3 separate regions of the Mus musculus genome follow, and regions 2 and 3 are each linked to region 1. Evidence: chromatin loops called from intact Hi-C (ENCODE). Cell type or tissue: left cerebral cortex. All regions are shown on one strand.

Region 1 (2,500 bases):
TTTCTGGTCCTTGCTGCTTCCATGCTTGCAGTAGCTGCTGTTCTTCGTGTTAGTGCATTCATATCAGCGGATGGTATAAACACTTAGGCAGCCAGCCTGCTATGGAGGAAGCCAAAGCAAGAGAGCTCTGGGCCAAGGTGATTTCCCTACTCTGACTCCCCCATCCCCACCCCCTGGTCTCCAGCCTTTTACAAAGCATAGTGGTTTAAGGTTAGCATAGGATGGAGAGAAAGGATCTGAGGCTTGGTCCAGATCTCTTCTTAAGGAAACAAGTGCTTCCCCACTGGGGCTTAGCTCTGGGAACTGTGACCAAGAGAAACTGGAAGCCCTAGTAGGAAGGGTCTCCAACAAGTGGAATGAGACCTGTAAAACCAAACCTGTGTGTGGCTAGAAGACAGGATCAATCAAAGAAGTGAGGTCAGTCTCCACCATAGTGGAAGGAGAAGGTTATCAAAATGCCATCTGTTAGAGGAACTACCCCTTCAATGTCCTTCTGGCTGGCCCAGAAAACACAGAAGTCCTTGGTGTAAGCACAACAGGACTGGGCTAACCACTGCTGAGCAGGGCAGCTATGAGTCTCTGGGGCACTGTTTGGGTATAGCAACTGACCAGCATGTGTGTCTTTGTAGCCTTCAAACCACAGTCATTCCCAGAGGGCATGTGGATTCAAATATCTCATCGTGAAGCCAGGGGAGTGGGGAGAGACTATCACATAGAGATGTACTATTTCAGGAGGTGGCCACTCCATCTTTCTCCATAGGAACCACTGGGAAATCAGGATGGAGGTGGGATCTCTGCACCCCTGTGCTTCAACCACCAGCATGAGAGGCAAAGGGAGAAAGATGCTGGGGCCTTTATAGTGCCCCGGAGACACAGAACCAATAGCTCTTTCACTCTAGAGAGAAGGAAGTTGATTTGTCACAGTACTGATAACAGATGACAGTCTCCCCCACAGCAGCTCCGTTCACATCTTGCCAAACACCTGTAAACCCCTAACAGAACAAAGCTGGGTGCTGGAGACTTGACTCAGCAATTAAGGGCACTGGATGCTCCTACAGAGGACCCAGCTTCAATTCCCAGCACCTACGGGGCAGCTCCCAGCTTCTGTAATCCCCACTCCAAGGAGTCTGACCCCCTCTTCTGGCCTCCGTGGTACTACACCCAGGTGATATACATACATACAAGCAAAATACCCATACATAGGAAATAAAAATAAGTAATTTTTTTAAAGTAGGGTTGTCAAAAAAAACCATTAGAAGGTAGCTCTATTTCTGCTTTTTAGAGTGTAGCTACTTAGCATGTGCTGGGGAAAGAGGGAGGACAGGACTGGCTGAGAGATATTTTTAAACAGAATTGGCTCATTAATGGGAGTGTGGGATGTACTAAGTTCAAAGCCTAGAGAGCAAGCCGGTGGGCTGTCCTGATAAGCATGGCTGTTATAGTCTTGACTTGGAAGTCTTCGGGTTTTCTGTGATCCAGGTTTAAAGCAGAATATTGCTTCTTTTACAAATATCAATCCTGGCTCCAAAGGCCTTCAATTCATTGAATGAGACCCACTCACATTACGGAAAATCATTTGCCTTTCTGATCTAACACTAACCCGAGGCTGCACGGGGCCAAGGATGGTTACAAATGTGGCCCAGCGCAAAGTTGTAGACTTACTAAAAATCAAAGTTTGCAAGTCTAAACTTTACAGATGAAATGGTTGTGTTGCAGTGTATACTAGATGCTAATATAAATATTATTCGTGTCTAAAAAAGATTACTTTCACAACACCTGAACTGAACTAGAAGAGTTTTTTTTTACTTTTTGGGGTGTGTGTGTGTAAGATTTTAATTTTTGGATGTTGCTTTCTCTTCCTTTGATTTTTATTTTTGGGAATCGGCTCTCAGACTTAGCACAGGTTAGCCTCTAACTTGCTATACTCCCGTGTTAGCCTCCCAGCTGCCAAGATTATGGACACATGTGTCATGCCCAGCTTCAACTAGCATTTGACCCAATTTCTGAGCACTATAGACAAGCTAGGTTGCTATGTATCATGAGCACTTCCTGGAAAATAGAGGAAGGAGTATTCCCTCTCCCCAAGCAACACTCAGAGATGTTGTGAACTTGTAATTATGGACTCTGTAGTTGAGTAATTATACTTGTAAATTGAAAGTAGAACATTTTGGTCATAGTTCCATAAAGTCAAATGTTGAAAGTGTCTTAGGTATAAAAGTTGTGTTATCTGCCTATGTGGCAGGCTGGCTGGTTTTCTTGTGACACATTGTCTGTGACATAATCTCTGAAATAATCGATAGTCACTGAAAATGGTCTCTTTTGTTTTTTAACATTGCTCTCAGCAGACAAGTGCATGGGCCAATACCCAGCCCTAAAACAGCAGGAGCCCAGTTCTGATAAAACATCGTCTGATAAGGGCTCGGAGGAATTGGTTTCGGTCCCTACTTGGGGACTTGCAGAATGGCATCAGATAGGAAAGGAGGGAGCACCATGTAAAAGC
Region 2 (2,500 bases), 95 kb before region 1:
CAGGGTTTGGCAGGCACAGGCCGGCAGAGTCAGCCTTCATTCTAGCCTGTGTTTGAAACACATCTGGGTTTCAGTAAAGCCTGCTACCTCCCCATTATTTGTCCTTAGTCCATTTCATGAAAGTATGAGGTAGCTCATGAGAAACGTGAACATCCCTGAAATGCTGGTGCAAATGTGCACACAGAGAGGAGACAGGCTGGTCATAGCAGTCACAGTCATAGTAGCCAGTCCTGGTTCAGCGCCATGCATGGGTTGAAGTCAGGAAGCCTGGGCCTTCCATGCTCCCACTGGCTTGCTCTGGGAGCTTGAGGGAGCTGCAGCACTCCTGTTTCCTGGTTGGGAAATGAGAATATCAAGTCTGAGTATCCAGCTATCCCGGGTGCTTGGGAATCAAAAGCTAAATACGTAGTGATGCTGGAGCCTCCTGCATTGCTGTGCATTCTGATTATCATGTAGGGTGAAGACACCTTACATGCTTTGCTCAGGATGAAAGGAGTTAGGGGCTCCTGAATGGCTGATGCTGTGATCGCCCACGCTAACTGTTCTTGATACTTCTAATATGACTTTAAGCCTACTACCTTTTTAGCAGCGTGTATGTGTGTGTGTGTCTATGTCTCTATGTGTGCTGTCTATCATGTAGGTAGGTATGTGTGTGGTATCTATACGTGAGTGTGTGGTATGTGTGATGAGGAAGGGGAAAGTTATATGTAGCACATGTATTGTGGTGTGGGTAAAGTGTGGTGTGTGTGTGTGGTATATGTGTATTGTGTATTTTGTATGTGTGCTTTGTGTGTGTGTGTGTGTGTGTGTGGTGGTGGTGGTGGTGGTGGTATTGTGTGTGTAACCAGAATTGTTCAGACTGTTGCTGCATATTTCCTGGAGCCAGGACTCCTGTACGTGTGGATATTGTTACAGTCATTATGGGCATTTTTTAGCTAGGCTTCAGAAGACTGTAGCTTGCTTTTCTAATTAAACGGATTCTTTCTCCAAATGGGAGGGAGTCCCTGGTACCCAAAGAACTATACCAGACACAAGAAACACCATTTGAGTGACAGTCTCATCCTACAACCCATGGAAAAGCAGTTTCTGTGAATCCTGTTATCTAGCCCTAGAACTTTACTTCATGTTTTCCTCTGTGAAATTCAGTGGATAATCTGCCTCTCTCAGAATGATTCCGTTTATTTCCGAGAGGATTCACCTGCAGACAGTGTGGACTTTTAGCAACCTCTTATCTGTCCCTCTTGTGTTGGGTCTCTGCTAATAGTGGGCTGTATCCCTACAAAGGAGACTTGAGTGTCAGGTAGGTGCCAAGGCCAGCCTGTATGTGAGGGGCTTCAGGTGCCCTCATTGAACTGTTAACCTGGCGGGGGAGGGGTAGGAGAGGGCATGCAGCGGTGCCCCAGGAGTGGGGCAAATGGCTGCTTTGAAGAACCCAGCTAGAGAAGGATGTACAACTGTTCTTGAGCAGTAGGTGTCAGTATAGTCAGTGACTTCTTCAGCTCGGCACAGAAGGGGTTAACCGGGTCTGCTTTAGACAGTGCTGCCGGGTGTAGCCCATCTGTGCCCTCCACAGTACTGGTCTTTGTCTCAGGGCACCAGTTGACACCAGGGGAAGACCCATGTTGACTAACTACATTCCCCTCTAAGAAATAAAAGGAGGTACTTTGTCATCTGTGGTTTGGAGTCTAAGACCGGGTCTTGGATGTTGTGGGATGGATTGGGGTTTATTGGATATAGAAGTTAGGGGGTCTTTATAGAGCATGGTAGGGGGGTCTAGAACAGGGGGAAGGGGAGGTTATGTACTCTGAGGGGATATGAATGAGCTGGATGCTTTTCCTTATTATCACTGGCACAACGTCTGCTACAGGCAGGCAGGGAGACCTTCAGAGCTCATCCCAGCCTCCTCAAAATACCTCTTGAATCACAGAAGCAGCAAAGAGAAACCCAAAATCTCCCCCTACACACATACATACACACACCACATCACACACTACACACATACATACACACACCACATCACACACTACACACATACATACTCATACACACACCACACCACACCACACCACATCACACACTACACACATACATACACACACCACATCACACACTACACACATACATACTCATATACACACCACACCACACCACATCACACACTACACACATACATACACACACCACATCACACACTACACACATACATACTCATACACACACCACACCACACCACATCACACACTACACACATACATACACACACCACATCACACACTACACACATACATACTCATATACACACCACACCACACCACATCACACACTACACACATACATACACACACCACATCACACACTACACACATACATACTCATACACACACCACACCACACCACATCACACACTACACACATACATACATACACACACCACATCACACACTACACACATACATACTCATATACACACCACACCACACCACATCACACACTACACACA
Region 3 (2,500 bases), 46 kb after region 1:
CTGGTCACTTCAGCCTCCATGTTTGCCCATCTATCAGCATGTGCCTTTTATGGCATGTGCATAGAGGAATCTTACCTTCCCCATGGGGATTCACACAGGAGAGAAAAGTCCTCCTGTCCTGCCTTGTGTCCTGCTGTGGAAAAAGTCTAAAGACTTACTGGTTATAGGGCTTGCCGAGTAAGCCTGAGAACCCACGTGTGGCCCCCAACATTCATGTGAGCATCTGGGCGCTTGGCTATGTTCTTTAGTAATCCAAGGTCCAGCAGGAGGAGACAGGAAGACACCGTCCCCCAAACTTCCCAGGCCAGTCTGTATAGTAGAATATTCTGTGGAAGTCTTATATAAGGTAGAGAGGGTTAGAGAATAACAACCAGCGTCAGCCTCTGACCTCTGCATGCATAGGCACAGGACAGAACACAGATGCACATACATGCACACATGGAAAGACATAACCATAAAGAAGTCCCCTTGTTGGTAAAGAAAGCCCAGGCCCTCAGCCTTCATATCTGGAGAAAAAAAAATGCTCAATGAAATGGAGACCTAGGAGTCAGGTGCTGTCTAGAAATAGACGGTGTTTGTTTGCTTGCTGGCAGAGATGTGTGGGCGAGGGGAGACTATGAGAATCTATGTGCCCTCATTGGGAGGTGGCTCTTGGCTGCCAGGGTTTGCTCCCTGTGTGACAGCTCAGGTGGAAATGGGGCTCCTGACCTCTTTGAGGGGATACCAGAGATTTTTTTATTCTATAGACCTATTTCAACACTTTTGCATTCCTAAAGGAGATGAGTTTATGCTGGGGTTTTATTTCAAAATCATCTCCTCACATCTGGAAGCTCTGGGCCTTTTGCATCTCCTAAGCTGGTGCAAGACTCCAGAGCTGCAGAGAGGAAGAGAGGCTCTCATGAGGGGCTAAAAACAAAAGTGAGAATTCCTTGTTGAGAAAGAGGACATTTTGAGTAAACAGTGGAATAAAAATATCCCTGGGCCCTGGAAGGGGAAGCTCTCTGAAGTGTCTCTCCTCCCACCTCGTCCTTCCCAGAAAACAAACAGAGAACCCAGGGCTTGGCCACGGCTTGCTATACATTGGCCGTCCTCGCTGGTAGGAATCTCCAGCTGGGAATGACACAGATCATAGCAAATCTTTTCATCTGTTCACTTCCTTCCGAGTGATTCTTTCTCCTTCCTCACCTCCCTCCTTTGTTTCTTTACAGCTATAAATAAAATCCCATTAGAAAAATCAGAAAATAACACAGGGTCATGTCTACAGATGCGTTTGAAGAGAAAATGTATACATGACTCCTAGTAAGAACTACTGGGAGAAGACCCCTGAGGATACTGTTTCTTGCGGTTTAAAAAGGAAACACAATGTGTGTGTGTGTGTGTGTGTGTGTGTGTGTGCAGGAAAGATGAGCCCTTCGGGGTTCTGACTGCGATTTTGACAGCACCTGCTCATCCCTGTGGAGCTTTGCCTAGGAAAGAAAGCTATTGCATGCATGGAAGTCGCTGGATGCATGTAGTCTCTGCCTCCTCCTCCTCCTCCTCCTCCTCCTCCTCCTCCTCCTGCTGCTGCTGCTGCTGCTGCTGCCACCAGGGTCACAGCCATCAGCTCCTCACACACGTGACAGACTTGGGGCACAGCATCTTTCCTGTAGAAAAGCTCTGGGCATTTCTGCGAAACGGCAGATCTGACTCAGGCATGGATGGGTCCACCTTGGACCCTTATGACAGGTTCTAAAACTCAGAATTTATCAGCAAGCTTTGTTGAAGTTTGGTGAGGCAGTCAGGAGAAGAGGCTTTGAGAGGAATCCGAGTTACCTGTCCTTACTGAAGCAATCCTCGGCCATCACAGATTATTATGAGGTTGTTGTTGTTGTTATTATTATTATTATTATTATTATTATTATTATTATTATTGGTCAGGTTGGCAAATGAGAAACACTAGCAAATATGGTGATATACCCTGTAATCCAATTACTTGGGAGCCTGAGGTCAGAGGATCAACGGCTCTACGGCAGGGTACATAGCTAGTTGGGAGCCAGCCTGGGCTACATGAGATCCAACCTCAAAAACGTAAAAAATAAAAAAAGGACCAGATGTAGGGTTACACACCTTTAATTTCATGCGTCAGGACTCGGAGGCAGGTGGCTCTGTGAGTTTGAGGCCAGGCTGGTCTACATGTTGAGTTCTAGGCCAGCCAAGGCTCCATTGTAAGACCCTGTCTTACTAAAAATAAGTGTAAAAAATTAGGGTACAATATCCTCAGCATGAAGCCCAGCAATTTTCAACCAACGGGAATACTGTATAACAGCAATATCTTAAGTCACTTACTAAATGACAAATTGAGTTATCTGATAAAAATGTATCCTTGTGCATCCTGCTTAAAGTTATGTGAAGAGGTTTAAGAATCATGCAGCCCGCCCTGGTGACCATCAGGATCATCGTCTTGGTCTTAATGAGTGGTTCATTGTTTCATCAATGCTCATGAAAACTCCTTAAATTTCAC

Evidence for each region. Peaks named below come from ENCODE experiments on the same cell type or tissue, not always from the same donor. Only the 100,000 strongest peaks of a DNase experiment are listed, where the experiment ranks them.
Region 2: a loop joins it to region 1, with 2.8 times the contacts of the local background. A loop is called at or near these places in 5 of 42 quality-filtered maps.
Region 3: it touches region 1 in a loop (2.3-fold over the local background); 2 of 42 quality-filtered maps call a loop at or near these places.

The regions. Positions count from the first base shown.
Region 1 is chr3:51,913,624-51,916,123 of GRCm38, reverse strand. All of the region lies in intron 1 of Maml3 (mastermind like transcriptional coactivator 3), which reads left to right. Among named protein-coding and RNA genes, the nearest start is that of Maml3, 190 kb to the left of the region's middle. In left cerebral cortex, a CTCF peak has its summit at 1,139 (motif pointing left); DNase peaks (open chromatin) are centred at 528 and 969; H3K27ac peaks cover 1,075 bases.
Region 2 is chr3:52,008,528-52,011,027 of GRCm38, reverse strand. The region is part of intron 1 of Maml3 (mastermind like transcriptional coactivator 3); the gene reads left to right. Among named protein-coding and RNA genes, the nearest start is that of Maml3, 95 kb to the left of the region's middle. In left cerebral cortex, a CTCF peak has its summit at 1,471 (motif pointing right); a DNase peak (open chromatin) is centred at 1,491.
Region 3 is chr3:51,867,530-51,870,029 of GRCm38, reverse strand. All of the region lies in intron 1 of Maml3 (mastermind like transcriptional coactivator 3), which reads left to right. Among named protein-coding and RNA genes, the nearest start is that of Gm46803, 160 kb to the right of the region's middle. In left cerebral cortex, no CTCF peak of the experiment used is centred here; DNase peaks (open chromatin) are centred at 981 and 1,374; H3K27ac peaks cover 1,183 bases.